Linked DNA regions of Homo sapiens: all the other regions are linked to region 1. A link is a contact called in ENCODE Hi-C or POLR2A ChIA-PET data. All regions are on one chromosome and are shown on one strand. Each heading gives the region's core, a stretch centred on a gene start or an enhancer-like site at or near the end of the contact. The rest is flanking DNA. Distances are from core to core; before and after follow the strand shown.

Evidence for each region. A loop is a pair of places that touch in the nucleus more often than their neighbours do. ChIA-PET counts read pairs that join two places held with the same protein, here RNA polymerase II (POLR2A). Pooled maps may share reads with other maps.
Region 2: a pooled map shows a loop between it and region 1 (5-fold over the local background). The contact joins the promoter of ZNHIT2 here to the promoter of FKBP2 in region 1. A Hi-C loop is called at or near these places in 6 of 37 single-sample maps with no recorded cell type and 9 of 50 pooled maps. POLR2A ChIA-PET finds 5 or more read pairs at or near these places in 1 of 52 experiments (activated T-cell).
Region 3: a loop to region 1 is called in a map of gastrocnemius medialis, with 2.4 times the contacts of the local background. The contact joins the promoter of EHD1 here to the promoter of FKBP2 in region 1. A Hi-C loop is called at or near these places in 1 of 168 maps with a recorded cell type or tissue (gastrocnemius medialis), 8 of 37 single-sample maps with no recorded cell type and 11 of 50 pooled maps. POLR2A ChIA-PET finds 5 or more read pairs at or near these places in 1 of 52 experiments (OCI-LY7).
Region 4: a loop to region 1 is called in a map with no recorded cell type, with 3 times the contacts of the local background. The contact joins the enhancer-like site here to the promoter of FKBP2 in region 1. A Hi-C loop is called at or near these places in 2 of 37 single-sample maps with no recorded cell type and 6 of 50 pooled maps. POLR2A ChIA-PET finds 5 or more read pairs at or near these places in 1 of 52 experiments (OCI-LY7).
Region 5: a loop to region 1 is called in a pooled map, with 8 times the contacts of the local background. The contact joins the promoter of MAP4K2 here to the promoter of FKBP2 in region 1. A Hi-C loop is called at or near these places in 5 of 50 pooled maps. POLR2A ChIA-PET finds 5 or more read pairs at or near these places in 2 of 52 experiments (CD4-positive, alpha-beta T cell and HEK293).

Annotation. Positions count from the first base shown.
Region 1 is chr11:64,239,653-64,242,440 of GRCh38, reverse strand. FKBP2 (FKBP prolyl isomerase 2) reads right to left here and starts at 1,346. Exons shown (of 6, transcript NM_004470.4): 1 at 1,309-1,346; 2 at 1-57. The coding sequence starts at 53. LOC114841035 reads right to left here and starts at 1,346. Exons shown (of 6, transcript NM_001370414.1): 1 at 228-1,346; 2 at 1-57. The coding sequence starts at 1,161. The coding sequence ends at 364. RefSeq lists silencers at 148-387, 418-1,437 and enhancers at 536-1,436, 1,718-1,837, 1,878-1,937, 1,437-2,339.
Region 2 is chr11:65,116,316-65,119,103 of GRCh38, reverse strand. ZNHIT2 (zinc finger HIT-type containing 2) reads left to right here and starts at 1,403. Exons shown (of 1, transcript NM_014205.4): 1 at 1,403-2,701. The coding sequence starts at 1,451. The coding sequence ends at 2,662. RefSeq lists enhancers at 1,153-1,447, 1,440-1,983, 2,530-2,788.
Region 3 is chr11:64,877,257-64,880,044 of GRCh38, reverse strand. EHD1 (EH domain containing 1) reads left to right here and starts at 1,424. Exons shown (of 5, transcript NM_006795.4): 1 at 1,424-1,984. The coding sequence starts at 1,581. MIR10392 (microRNA 10392) reads left to right here and starts at 1,436; the gene lies at 1,436-1,522. RefSeq lists silencers at 1,038-1,597, 1,618-1,667, 2,518-2,587 and enhancers at 2,748-2,788, 2,511-2,788.
Region 4 is chr11:64,857,316-64,860,103 of GRCh38, reverse strand. It overlaps EHD1 (EH domain containing 1), which reads left to right. Exons shown (of 5, transcript NM_006795.4): 3 at 1-180. Among named protein-coding and RNA genes, the nearest start is that of CDC42BPG, 14 kb to the right of the region's middle. RefSeq lists an enhancer at 1,088-1,157. Within about 2 kb of position 1,328, at least 20 of the 41 ENCODE cell types and tissues checked have a DNase peak (open chromatin) inside an H3K27ac peak, as active enhancers do; they include OCI-LY7, where a contact is called at or near this core.
Region 5 is chr11:64,801,964-64,804,463 of GRCh38, reverse strand. MAP4K2 (mitogen-activated protein kinase kinase kinase kinase 2) reads left to right here and starts at 1,250. Exons shown (of 32, transcript NM_004579.5): 1 at 1,250-1,410; 2 at 1,522-1,579; 3 at 1,811-1,901; 4 at 1,981-2,045; 5 at 2,343-2,398. The coding sequence starts at 1,315. It overlaps MEN1 (menin 1), which reads left to right. Exons shown (of 10, transcript NM_001370259.2): 10 at 1-948. The coding sequence ends at 130. RefSeq lists silencers at 1,111-1,290, 1,441-1,620.

The DNA of each region.
Region 1 (2,788 bases), core at 97-2,596:
GCGCTCAGGCAGATGGACAGTACTGTCAGGACCCGGAACCAGCTCAGCCTCATGTCTCTGTGGGCACAGACCCCGACCGACCGACTGAACGTGGGGGAGGGCAGGGAGAGTATGGAACACGGGTAGGTAACAGGAGGGTTCCACCGCCACTGTATCTTCCTTGCCCCGGGGGATCCCCTTTGTCCCGGGTCACCGCCCTCTCCCCCGGGCTCCGGGGCCACACTTACCAGTCCAGTGAGAAGGGGGCTTGGCCGAGGACCCCAGCAGCGGGGGGAGGGGGTCAGGGGAGGCCACAGCAGCCAGGGACCCGCCCCTTTGCTCACCCCCATACCTTCCCTCCCTCCCAGTCCCCACCTCCGCTCTTCAGTTCCCGCCTGTCCCTTTACGCAAAGTCCAGACCCTATCTGGCTGCACTGCAGTTGCCCCGACTGGGCGGCCCCACTCACGCCACACCCAGCTGCCCCCGGTCCAGCACACCAACACCTCTGCGGCCGCTGCAGGGGGCCGGCCCCGAGGCACCCACACATCCCCACTGGGTGGCTCCGAGGAGCCCGGGTCCTCGGGAGATACCCCCCAGCCTGGCCCTGTGCTTCCGCCCGGGGCGCCGCCCCAACTCTGAGCCCTTGGGGGTCTCCGGGGCACCCAGACTGGCCCTGTGTCTGCTGGCCGCCGAGCCCGCTCCACCCACACCACCTCTCCCGGTGGAGTTCTCGGCCTACGGCGTCCCCAAGCCCGGCCACCACGGAGACCACCCCCGCGAGGACGCCCGGGGCCATTACTCGGGCCAGGCTCCTCACTTGGCTCCTTGGCACCGCCCTTCGGAGGACGCGGTACCGCCCCCGGGCCTGCAGCCCCGCCTTCGACAGAACTAGACCCCTTTTCCGGAGCCGTAGCCACGCCACTCACCGGCTGAAGCCCCGCCCCCAGCGCCTCCGCTCCGTCCCCCTCTGCTTCCGACCCCGAGGCTCCGCCTTTCACCTCCTCCAGCTCCTCCTTCAAGAGCCAGGCTCCGTCCCCCGACCCTCCTAGCTCCGCCCCCCGCCGCCGGGCTCCGCCTTCCACTGGCACCAGCTCGGAGGTCCCACCCGTCCCGGTTCCACGTCCCGCCCCGAGTCCCAGGACTCCGCCCCGTGCGGCGTGAGAACCCTCCCCCTGCGGCATCTCCGGACAGCTCCGGCCCCCACCCCCAATTTCCTCGTCACCTAGCTCTCGTTGACACTCGGAGCCCGGTCCGCTTCTGCCCGGCCTGATCCAGCCTGCCCTCTTGCACCCCGGCTCCCCCCAGCCCGGGCTGTGGCCCCCGCTCACCTCCTCGCCGCGCCCCCGGAGTCAACCCCGGTGGTGCTGCCGCCTCTGCGCAGGCGCGTCCTCGTCGCTACCAGGCCGGGCCACGCCGCCCTCCCTTATTGGACCGTGCGAAACCCGCGGCCACACGCCCGCTGGCACGGGTCTTTCCCGAGCCCCGCCCCCGCGACGCCGCTGCCCTGCGTCACTTCCGGCGGAGCGGTAGTCTGTAAGGTTAGGTGAAAGTGACTTCCGAAAAGGCCGGAGACACTTCCGGCCGAGGTGATAGTAAGGTCAGGCGGGCGTGGGTTCCCGGAGGGGGTCTTGAGGCGCCATTTCAAGTCGCCCCCAGCCTCTCCCACAGCACTCCTGTTTTCCCGGGCCTCATCATGGCCCACGGCCCTCAGTCGCTGTGGAGCCTGGGCTTCACAGTGACACTCACGTTTGAACTCCCGGTCGGCTGTGTGCTTGGTAGAATTTGTCATCCAATACAGGCGTGTAACACGGGCTTGATGACACCCACCCCACAGGGCCCCTGCAGGACCGAGATGATGTCCAATGACAAGCCCTGGCTTCCAGCCAATGCTCCTGCCCACATCTCTCTCCCAGGAGCCAGGCTTACCTCTACCTGTGCACCTGGGCTGTGACTCATGACTGGAATGATCTGGCTGGGCCTGTTCCCCCACCAGACTTATTTTCAGGCGCCCCAGCAGCCACCAAACATCTGTCAACTGAAGTAATGAACCTGCAGTTGAGAGGCAGCTAAACCTAGGTTGAAGGTTAGGGAGACAGCTGAGTTGAGGTCAAATCCCCCCGGCCAGTTAGCCTTTCTGAGCCTATTTCCTCAATTGTAAAAGGAAGACAATCATGATGCTGACCTCAGAATCGAGCGAGGAGAAAGTGAGGAGGTGCATGTGAAGCATTGTGCGTGACTGGTGGGGCTAACTGGGCTCTGGAGGCGGTAGCTCTGGGGCCCTAACCCCTTTCTGCCTCATGCTAATTGACCTATGGCATGTCCAGTGACATCATGACTGAGAAAATGATTTGAAAGTAGTAATCGCTGTCAGGAATTGTCTCCTGGTTCAACCCACTCCTGCCTTAGGCCCACTAAGATCATACCCACATGCTCTGACCCAACACCTCAGAGAAAGCCTCCATTAGGGTGGCTGCCCCTCCCAGTGGCTGCCCAATTGAGTTAACTCTGCCCCTGAATGTCCTGCTTCAGCAGGCAAAGCAGTGGTGCCCAAGGTTGGCCTTTCATCCACCCCAAACCACTCAGCCCTGGGCACTGGAGGCTGCAGGGAGAAGGGTAGGGGCTGGGCTTGGGCTAGGATAGACAAGTCAGGAGAATCTCAGGCAGCAACTGATGATGAAGGAAGCTGCAGGATGCAAGGGAGGCGAGGGTGGAGAAAACTGTGTGGGTTGGGCGGGCGCGGTGGCTCACGCCTCTAATCTCAGCACTTTGGGAGGCTGAGGCAGGTGGTTCACCCAAGGTCAGGAGTTC
Region 2 (2,788 bases), core at 154-2,653, 880 kb before region 1:
CCAAAGTGCTGAGATTACAGGTGTCAGCCGCTGTGCCCAGCCGAGAGGTCCTGTTTAAATGACGTGAGTGAGACCTGAGATGAACCAGTCAAGTGATCAGGTAGGGGAATATTTCAAGCCTAGAGGACTGTGTGAAGATGGGGAAGAGGTGATGTCTAGGGCTGGGGGCGGGCAGATCCTGCAAGGCCTTGTCAGCCATAGAGAGGAGTTTGGGTTTGAGTCCAAGTGCAATGGAGGGTCGCAGAAGGGTTTTGAGTAACAGATGGATCTCATCTGACTTGTGATCTAATTTCTCTGGCAGGTTTTTCTGGAGGGCTGGCAAGAAAGTTAGGAAAAACACTTAATGTGTTGTCATCCACATGAGGGGTCAGGAAGCTTAGACCACCAGTAGTAGCAGGGATGCAAAGAACACTCACAGTTTGGTTCATCACACCCCCCACTCCACCACAAGAGTGAGCTCTATTAGAACAGGGACCCCCGGCTCCCTTTGATGTGCATTGTGTTCTTGGCACCTAGAATGGGGCCTGCACTTAATAAGATGGATGAATAGTGGTATTTAATGAGAAGATACTTAATGAAAAGAAGAGGCAGTTTTGGAGGAAAAAAATCATAGGAGCTCAGATATTTCTTAAATGCTGCTTTCTATTTATCTTTTTGAGGTGGAGTTTCTCTCTGTGGCCCAGGCTCGCAGGCTGGAGAGCGGTGGCGCGATCTCGGCTAACTGCAGCCTCCACCTCCCGGGTTCAAGCGATTCCCCTGCCTCAGCCTCAGGAGTAGCTGGGACTACAAGCACCCGTCCCCCACGCCCGGCTAATTTTGTATTCTTAGTAGAGACGGGGTTTCTCCATGTTGGTCAGGCTGGTCTCAAACTCCTGACCTCAGGTCATCTGCCCGCCTCGGCCTCCCAAAATGCTGGGATTACCGGCGTGACCCACCGTACCTGGCCCTAACTGTCCTTTTATTTGTCTGTGTCCCCTAGTGCATTTTATTTGTCTGTGTCCAGCGCAGGGATGCATCGCCTCCCGTAGGCTTGGCACAATTAGTGGCCCAGAGTAGGTGCCTAGTAAAGATGGATTTATGCCACAGCACATTGTAGTGCTAAAAAGAGGGTTTTCTCTTTAGATGATCGGGCCACGTTTTGGTGTGACCACTAGGGGGAGACGTGGCACCGGCGAAGCGCTCGCCAGACCCATTTTTTCGCTCCTTGCGTCATCGCATAGGGCGGGGCTCGTACCTGACGCCCGGCTTCTGGGCCTGCTCTCGCCCTACTAGGGAAAGGGGTGGGGCTTGGCTTTCGGGCGTGGGCGGAAATTGCCGAGAATCCTCGGAAGCTTTGCGAAAACACAGCGCGCCGTCGGCCGCGCTGCGAACCGGAAGTAATCGAAGAAGCCCCGGAAGTTTCGAACTACCACCGGCGTGCGTTCGCAGGTAGATCGCGGTGCCAGTTGCCATGGAGCCGGCCGGGCCCTGTGGCTTCTGCCCGGCGGGGGAGGTCCAGCCAGCGCGTTACACCTGCCCTCGCTGTAATGCGCCCTACTGCTCGCTGCGCTGCTACCGGACGCATGGCACCTGCGCAGAAAACTTCTACCGTGACCAGGTGCTGGGAGAGCTCCGCGGTTGCAGCGCTCCTCCCAGCCGCCTAGCAAGCGCCCTACGCCGGCTGCGTCAGCAACGCGAGACCGAGGACGAGCCTGGGGAAGCAGGCCTCAGCTCCGGCCCGGCGCCCGGCGGCCTATCGGGACTCTGGGAGCGGCTGGCGCCGGGCGAAAAAGCTGCCTTCGAGCGGCTGCTGAGCCGCGGTGAGGCCGGGCGGCTGCTGCCTCCATGGCGGCCGTGGTGGTGGAACCGCGGAGCCGGACCGCAGCTTCTGGAGGAGCTGGATAATGCCCCGGGTAGTGACGCCGCGGAGCTGGAGCTCGCCCCTGCGAGGACCCCGCCGGATTCTGTGAAAGATGCCTCCGCCGCGGAGCCCGCGGCCGCCGAGCGGGTTCTTGGAGATGTCCCGGGGGCCTGCACGCCCGTCGTACCCACCCGCATCCCCGCGATAGTCAGCCTGAGCCGCGGCCCAGTCTCGCCGCTCGTGCGCTTCCAGCTGCCCAATGTGCTGTTCGCCTACGCGCATACTCTCGCCCTGTATCACGGCGGTGACGACGCGCTGCTCTCTGACTTCTGTGCCACACTGCTCGGCGTTTCCGGAGCCCTGGGTGCCCAGCAAGTCTTCGCCTCTGCGGAAGAAGCCCTGCAGGCGGCAGCCCACGTGCTGGAAGCAGGCGAGCACCCGCCGGGGCCCCTGGGCACACGAGGGGCTATGCACGAGGTCGCCCGCATCCTGCTGGGCGAGGGCCCGACCAACCAGAAAGGCTACACGCTGGCAGCACTGGGGGACCTGGCACAGACCCTGGGCCGTGCCCGGAAACAGGCCGTGGCTAGAGAAGAGCGAGATCATCTTTACCGGGCCCGGAAAAAGTGCCAGTTCCTCCTGGCCTGGACCAACGAAAATGAGGCGGCCCTCACACCCCTGGCCCTAGACTGCGCCAGGGCTCACCAAGCCCATGCTGTGGTAGCCGAGGAGGTGGCCGCCCTCACTGGGGAGCTGGAGCGGCTTTGGGGAGGCCCCGTGCCACCTGCCCCAAGAACTCTCATTGAGGAGCTCCCTAGCTGAACGGGTTACCCTGGTCATTAATAAAGCTGTGACTGGTCAGCCCTGTTGCTTGTTTCTGAGGGATAGCTATTGTCCCACCAGACCCCAGATTCCTGGGCCCACAAGCCACTGCTCAGCTTCTCCCTG
Region 3 (2,788 bases), core at 175-2,674, 640 kb before region 1:
TCTATTCCCTCGGAAGGGATCTTACAAGCGGTAGGCGAACAAACCTCCCATCGTGTCCTCTCTAGATTCCACCACTCAGTTCCCCTGAGATATCCCCCGTTCTCAGATTTGAGTTCCTGCCTCTTCCTCTTAGCCTACCAGCCCAAGTTATCCCCTGATACAGGCCCCTAGCCCTCCAGGCTTCCACATCTCCCAGAAGCGAGGAAGTTGGACCTGAGGCTTTCAAAGTCGCAGGTTCAATTCAGATCTCTTTAAGAGCCCCCAGGGTCCTGCTACCACAGGTTGGTGTCTTGATACTGGTTACATAACAATCAGTCCCCAAAGCTCTGACATCACCCACTGAAGATTCTCACCAGCCTGGACAGCCAAAGGGGTCTGTGTGTGGCCGGGGAGGATGGCGGGGGAGTGAGCCCCATGGAACAGCCAGGAACTGGTAAGGGGAGGTAGGGCACAGATCCCAGTAAATGATGGTAAATGGTGGTGACCCCGAGAGGAAAGTGGAAGTATTTGGGTTTTTAAACTTCCCCCTAAATTCCCACAAGATTTCATTGTTGCCCCCACACTTCCCCTCTTCCCCACATAGGGAATTTCCGATTTCACTTCCCAATACGCAAGTGGCCAGAGAGCCTCAACTTCCTCCTCATGCCCTCCCTGCCTTGCCCCAGCTATAGCCTTTGTGGGGAAGCCTTCTCTTCTCCCGCGCGAGTCCGGTGTCACCCATGTCCTCCCTCGCTTGCGTCCCTCTCCCATTCCCACCCCGTCGGCCTGAGGGGAGGTCAGGCCTCTCGCTGCCCATTTTTCTTTCCCCAGTCACCAGCCCGCCCCGGATTCTCTACTCCCTCAGCTTGCTCTGCTACCACTTTCCTGTCTCTCCCTCTCCCAAAGCAGATAAAAGATGAGGGGACAAAGACAGTGTGTGTCTGGGAAGCTGGGCTGAGAGGAGGAGGTGCCGCCGCCTGGGGGTACTCCGATGCTTCCGGGGATTCCGAGCCAGCTGGAGGACCGCACGTGGCGAACGGCGGGCGCGGCGCGTAGTCAGGGAACCAGGGTGCCTGACTGGGTGTCTCGTGGAGCCATCCCGCGGGGGTGTGGGGGGGCCACGGTGCCGGAAGGCGCGCGGCCCAGAGGCCGTCTCCGCCGAACGCCCGCTCCTCGCCTTCCTAACCGCAGCACTTTCGCGAGCCTCCCTACGAGGGGCGGGGCGAAACAGGTGCGGTTGCCACGGCACCCGGACCACAGCCTCGCGAGATTTGGAATCAGCCAATGGGGGCGGGGTAGGGGAAGACGTGGCACCAGTCGGAGGGGCGGGGCTGGGAGGGGCTCCTCCCTACCGCCCCCAATTCCGCCCTGCCCCCGCCGCGGCGGCGCTAGCCGCCACTGAGGGACCGACCCTATAAAGGCCGCTCCGCGAGGGGTGCGCAGCATTCGGCAGAGGGCGCTTCGACGGGCTGGGCTGTGCGCCTGCGCAGTGTGGGTCGCTCCCGATTCCCTGCCCCGGCCGGCCCCGCCTCGGCTCCGCACCCTCGCCCCGCTCTCAGCCGCCGCTCTGCCCCGCAGCAGCCAGCCCCGTGTCCGGCAGTATGTTCAGCTGGGTCAGCAAGGATGCCCGCCGCAAGAAGGAGCCGGAGCTCTTCCAGACGGTGGCTGAGGGGCTGCGGCAGCTGTACGCGCAGAAGCTGCTACCCCTGGAGGAGCACTACCGCTTCCACGAGTTCCACTCGCCCGCGCTGGAGGACGCTGACTTCGACAACAAGCCTATGGTGCTCCTCGTGGGGCAGTACAGCACGGGCAAGACCACCTTCATCCGACACCTGATCGAGCAGGACTTCCCGGGGATGCGCATCGGGCCCGAGCCCACCACCGACTCCTTCATCGCCGTCATGCACGGCCCCACTGAGGGCGTGGTGCCGGGCAACGCGCTCGTGGTGGACCCGCGGCGCCCCTTCCGCAAGCTCAACGCGTTTGGCAACGCTTTCCTCAACAGGTACCCACCCATCACTCCAGGGGGCGGGGGGCGCGTCCGGGGCACACCCCTCACTCGGAGCCTGACCCTCCCGTGGCTGTCGCCCCGCCGTCCTTTGTCTCCGAGGCCCCAGTGAGACCCTCAGTGACCACTCCCTGGTCCAAGGGCCCTGCCCCTTCCCAGAGTAAACCCACTGGGGGTCTAAGAGTGGGCGTTGTCGGCTCCCCCAGCTTCTGTCCTCCCCAGAATCTTCCAGGGTAACCACCAAGCCCTCCTGCAGATCCCAGCCCCACTCCCCTCAGCAGCAGGGCCGCAGTAGGAAGCTGAGCCATTCCTGCGCTCCTTTTCTTGGTCTCCACCTCCGTCCCGCAGGCTGGATGCACCTAATTCACGGAAATCAACCCTCCCCTCCCTGTCTTCTTAAGTGTCAATAGCAAAACACAATGAAACTTTTAGCCATTCCCTTCTCTGGTGCGGTGTGGGTCTGCTCTGCCTCCCCTGGGACGGTGGTTTTGTGTAGGAGGGAGGAGGAGGATCGGCTGTGGCTTGCTGACTTTGGGGCAGCCCCTTGGAGGCAGGGGACAGTTGAGGTTCGAACACTTCTCCCAATGGCAGCTCTCAAGAGGTCAGTGCTGCCCTGAGGGGTTTCAGGAAGCAGGATGAGGTGGTGGCAGTGGGAGCCCTGCAATGAGATTCTGGCCCTAAGCCCTTCTGTGCACTGAGGGACAGAATCTGAGGTTCCTTCACCCACTTGGACCTCACTTTTCCAGTTAAGTGGCCTCTGCACGCGAGGAGAGTGAGCTCCAGGACTCTGCCTGTCTCAGT
Region 4 (2,788 bases), core at 79-2,578, 620 kb before region 1:
ACCCCCGAGGTGGTCAGGGTCTACATCGGCTCCTTCTGGTCCCACCCGCTCCTCATCCCCGACAACCGCAAGCTCTTTGAGGCCGAGGAGCAGGACCTCTTCAAGGACATCCAGTCACTGCCCCGAAACGCCGCCCTCAGGAAGCTCAATGACCTGATCAAGCGGGCACGGCTGGCCAAGGTAGACCCTGGGGTGAGGGGAGCAGCCTATTGCCAGGCAGGGCCATGGGGCTCTGAGACTGGCACTCAGGGCCCCAGGATTGCCCGAGACCCTTCCCAGCTCACTTCACAGGCAGACCTGCACTGCGCTGTTTCCCTCTATAGAAACCAGTCTTTGGTCAGCACCCGCGTGCAGCCTGCTCTTAACTAAGATTCTCTACCCGGCCTCCCTCTAAACCTGTTCTGTTTGTGGTTTATACCCCATCTACTTTCAGGAAGGGTTTGACTGTGCTTACAACACAGAAACAGCACACAGGAAGTTACCGCTGAAGCAAAGGAGGCAGCCTCAGAAATGGAGTGTTGGGGGATAGAGCTCTAAGGCTTGTTGGCTTCCCTCTAGGGTTTTTTGTTTTTGTTTTTGTTTTTGAAGCGGAGACTCGCTCTGTTGCCCAAGCTGGAGTGCAGTGGCATGATCTCGGCTCATAGCAACCTCCACCTCCCAGGTTCAAATGATTCTCCTACCTCAGCCTCCCGAGTAGCTGGGATCACAGGCACGCACCACTATGCCCAGCTGATTTTTGTATTTTTATTAGAGACAGGGTTTCACCATGTTGGCCAGGCTGGTCTCAAACTCCTGATCTCAGGTGATCTGCCCACCTCAGCCTCCCAGAGTGCTGGGATTACCCCTCTGGGGTTTACTGAGCCTGAAGTGCACTCAGCACAGTGCTGGATGCCGGGTACTGGCGGGGAGTGACACACAGCCCCTGTCCACTCCTCAGCCTTCATGGGGAAAGCAGAGCACGCAAACAAAAAATAAACATCAGTTATTTGTGTCGTCTCGGAGCGAGCACAGGCTGCTGCGGGAGCTGGCGCTAGGGGCTGTCCCAGTGGAGTAGAAGGGCTGGGGGGGCCTGGCAGGAGCTGAAGCTTAAGCTGTGACAGGAAGCAGCTCGTGAGGAGACAGGGTGCCAGCCTGCAGCCCGGGGAGCACTGTGCATGGAAGCCAAGGTCACGCTGAGGCAGTGTCAGTTCAGCAGGCCTTGCAGACCATCCTTAGGTCTCCTGGCAGCCCAGGCCTGGTGGCACCTATCAGCAGCCTCTGAATGGCCAAAGGGTTTGGAATCTCAGTGGCTGACCAAGTACTTGAGTGAGAGCCGGTGTGGGTGGGGCCAGGAAACAAAGGTTAATGCCACCAGCGGGCCCTTCCAACACAGAATGACAGAACACATGCCCTTGGCGTGTCTGACTTTGGATAGCACCCTATCGTGAGCCAGCCTAGACGAGTCACCATGAGTGACAGTCCCGGCTGTGGTTGGGGTTGACCCCGTGGACAGGAGTGTTTGACACAGATTGTCTGAACAGCTGAGAAGTGACCAAGCCCACATTTGTATCAGCAGGGCACCTAGCTATTCTTTCAGGCTCTTAGCACAGGGCTCGGTTGTTTCAGAAATAGGCTCCAGCCAGGCATGGTGGCTCATCCTGTAATTCCAGCACTTTGGGAGGCCAAGGTGGGTGGGCGCATCACCTGAGGTCAGGAGTTCGAGACCAGCCTGGCCAACATGGCAAAACCCCATCTCTACTAAAAAAAATACAAAAATTAGCCGGGCGTGGTGGTGCGTGCCTGTAATCCCAGCTACTTGGGAGGCTGAGACAGGAGAATCACTTGAACCCAGGAGGGAGAGGTTGCAGTGAGCTGAGATCACACCACTGCACTCCATCCCAGGTGGCAGAGCAAGACTCTGTCTCAAAAAAAAAGAAAAGAAATAGGCTCTGGCCAGGCATGGTGGCTCACGCCTGTAATCCCAGCACTTTGGGAGGCCAAAGCAGGAGGATCCCTTAAGGCCAGGAGTTAGAGACCAGCCTGAGCAACCTAGTGAGACCCTGTCTCTATTTAATTTAAAAAAAAAAAAAAAAAAAAAGGCCCTTGCCGTAGCTCCTATCTCCAGGCCAGCCAGGCCGGAGCGTGGCTGGGGAACTGTCCTGCCTGCCAAGCCAGGCCCTTTGGTGATACGTCCCCAGTTCTTCAACAGAGCAGGGTGCTTGCCCCCACCTCATGGCATGCAGGGGGTACCAGGGTAGACATCATGTGGGCATGAAGGCTTCAGTGACAGATGTGCCTGTGGCCAGGGTCACAGTCCCCTGATCTCCAGAATATAACTGAGGACTGAGGATGGGCACTTCCTGGGGAGCCCATGTCCCTGCCTGCTCAGAGGCATGGAGACTGCAGGCGTTGAGCACAGTGGCCCTCGTACCCACTCTGTCTGGAGGCCAGTCAGAGGGCATGTGGGTGCTACCTGGTCTGAGCAGTGAGAACTGACCCTTCATCCTTTGCCACCACTGTCCTCCCATTGTGCCCCAAGTACCCTGGGCCCCACCTCACCCTGTAGATGAGGAATTCTCATTCTGGCCTGAACCTCCGTGAGCTGTGTGCACGGGCGTGGGTCAGATGCCGGCTCTGGAGGACAGAGGGCTGCGTGTTTTTCTTATTTTTAATTTTATTATTTTATTTTTTGATTTTTTTGGAGATGGAGTTTCACTCTGTTACCTAGGCTGGAGTGCAGTGGCGCAATCTCGGCTCACTGCAACCTCCGCTTCCCAGGCTCAAGCCATTCTCCTGCCTCAGCCTCCTG
Region 5 (2,500 bases), core at 1-2,500, 560 kb before region 1:
CAAGATCAACTCGAGCGCCATCAAGCTGCAACTCACGGCACAGTCGCAAGTGCAGATGAAGAAGCAGAAAGTGTCCACCCCTAGTGACTACACTCTGTCTTTCCTCAAGCGGCAGCGCAAAGGCCTCTGAACTACTGGGGACTTCGGACCGCTTGTGGGGACCCAGGCTCCGCCCTTAGTCCCCCAACTCTGAGCCCATGTTCTGCCCCCAGCCCAAAGGGGACAGGCCTCACCTCTACCCAAACCCTAGGTTCCCGGTCCCGAGTACAGTCTGTATCAAACCCACGATTTTCTCCAGCTCAGAACCCAGGGCTCTGCCCCAGTCGTTAGAATATAGGTCTCTTCTCCCAGAATCCCAGCCGGCCAATGGAAACCTCACGCTGGGTCCTAATTACCAGTCTTTAAAGGCCCAGCCCCTAGAAACCCAAGCTCCTCCTCGGAACCGCTCACCTAGAGCCAGACCAACGTTACTCAGGGCTCCTCCCAGCTTGTAGGAGCTGAGGTTTCACCCTTAACCCAAGGAGCACAGGTCCCACCTCCAGCCCGGGAGCCTAGGACCACTCAGCCCCTAGGAGTATATTTCCGCACTTCAGAATTCCATATCTTGCGAATCCAAGCTCCCTGCCCCAAATAACTTCAGTCCTGCTCCAGAATTTGGAAATCCTAGTTTCCTCTCCTTCGTATCCCGAGTCTGGGACACAAAACTCCGCCCCCAGCCTATGAGCATCCTGAGCCCCGCCCTCTTCCTGACGAAACTGGCCCCGGATCAGAGCAGGACCTCCCTTCCGACCCTCTGGGAACCTCCCAGAGGTCCAGCCCATCTCGGAGCATCCCGGAGGAAATCTGCAGAGGGTTAGGAGTGGGTGACAAGAGCCTGATCTCTTCCTGTTTTGTACATAGATTTATTTTTCAGTTCCAAGAAAGATGAATACATTTTGTTAAAAAAAATATAAAGCGCAAGTCCATGTTTATCTGGGAAATTGGGGATGGGGCGGGGAGTGGAGCGCCCCCTCTTCCCTCTGTCTTCTGGCTCCCGGGACTTTGCGCTCCCTACCTGTGGAGCGCGAGCGACAGTGGCGGCGGAAGGACGTAGGCTCCGCCCCGGCCTTGGGGCTTCCCCGCGCCGCCGAGGGCCCGTCCCGCGGGCGCCTCCTCCCGGACTGGCGGTGGGGCATCCCCGGCGCGGCCCCGCCCCCGGGCCTCAGCCCCGCCCCCGCGGCCTCAGAGCCACGGGCGCCCGCCCCGCCCCGCGCCGCCCCGCGCCGGCTCCGCAGCTCGCGCCCGCCCGCCTGCCGGCCCGCCCGGCGCCGGGCCATGGCGCTGCTGCGGGATGTGTCGCTGCAGGACCCGCGGGACCGCTTCGAGCTGCTGCAGCGCGTGGGGGCCGGGACCTATGGCGACGTCTACAAGGTGCGACGGGACGGGCGGGAGAGCCGGGAGGAGGGTGCCAGCCCCGCACCCCGCGGCAGGATCTAGCCCCCGGCCCCGCCCCCCATCCCGCTTCACCCTCCGCCCCTGCAGGCCCGCGACACGGTCACGTCCGAACTGGCCGCCGTGAAGATAGTCAAGCTAGACCCAGGTGAGGGCCCGGGTCGGGCCTCTGCGCCAGAGGAAGGGCAGAGCGCCCGCGGGCGCGGGGTGCGGGCGGAGGGTTGACGTTTCCGAGACCCCTGAGAGGCGTGCCCCGGGAGGTGCTGTCACCTGCACCTGCCTGGCCCGGAGGGAGGCACTCTGTGCCCATTTTGCAGATGGGGGCACTGAGTCAGGGCAACCCCAGCGCGCCTTCCCCATGATGCTTTGTGCTTCCCAGGGGACGACATCAGCTCCCTCCAGCAGGAAATCACCATCCTGCGTGAGTGCCGCCACCCCAATGTGGTGGCCTACATTGGCAGCTACCTCAGGTGAGGCTGCCTTATCCTCCTGGCCCCAGGCAGCCCCCATGTGACCTGCTTTGTGCCCACCCCAGCTCTTTGTCCCTAGGAATGACCGCTTGTGGATCTGCATGGAGTTCTGCGGAGGGGGCTCCCTGCAGGAGATTTACCATGGTGAGGCCAGGGCTCCAGGCCCCAGCAGGCCCCAGCCTTCCCCCACCCCTACCCCACTGGGGTACCAGAGGGGACTCTGGGCCCTGGACTTGGGCTCCTCTCCACTCCTGCCTGGCTGTGTGACCTTGAGAGAAATACTGTCCATCTCTGGGTTCAGTATCCTAGACTAAACTGGGAGGGGACGTGGCCAACACCGCTTTCATTTAACAGTGCCTGCTGCTTTTCCCACACACGGTAGCCTGGGAGGGTGGGCATGACCCCCGGGCCCCCAAGCCAGCCTCTCCCTTTTCCTTTCAGCCACTGGGCCCCTGGAGGAGCGGCAGATTGCCTACGTCTGCCGAGAGGCACTGAAGGTAGCTGGGCCTGTGAGGTGCCCACACCTCTGGTCTCCAGAAGCTGTGGGCCAGGAGCCCAGATGACCAGCAGGGAGGCGGGTGGAGTGCCTCGGGTGGGGC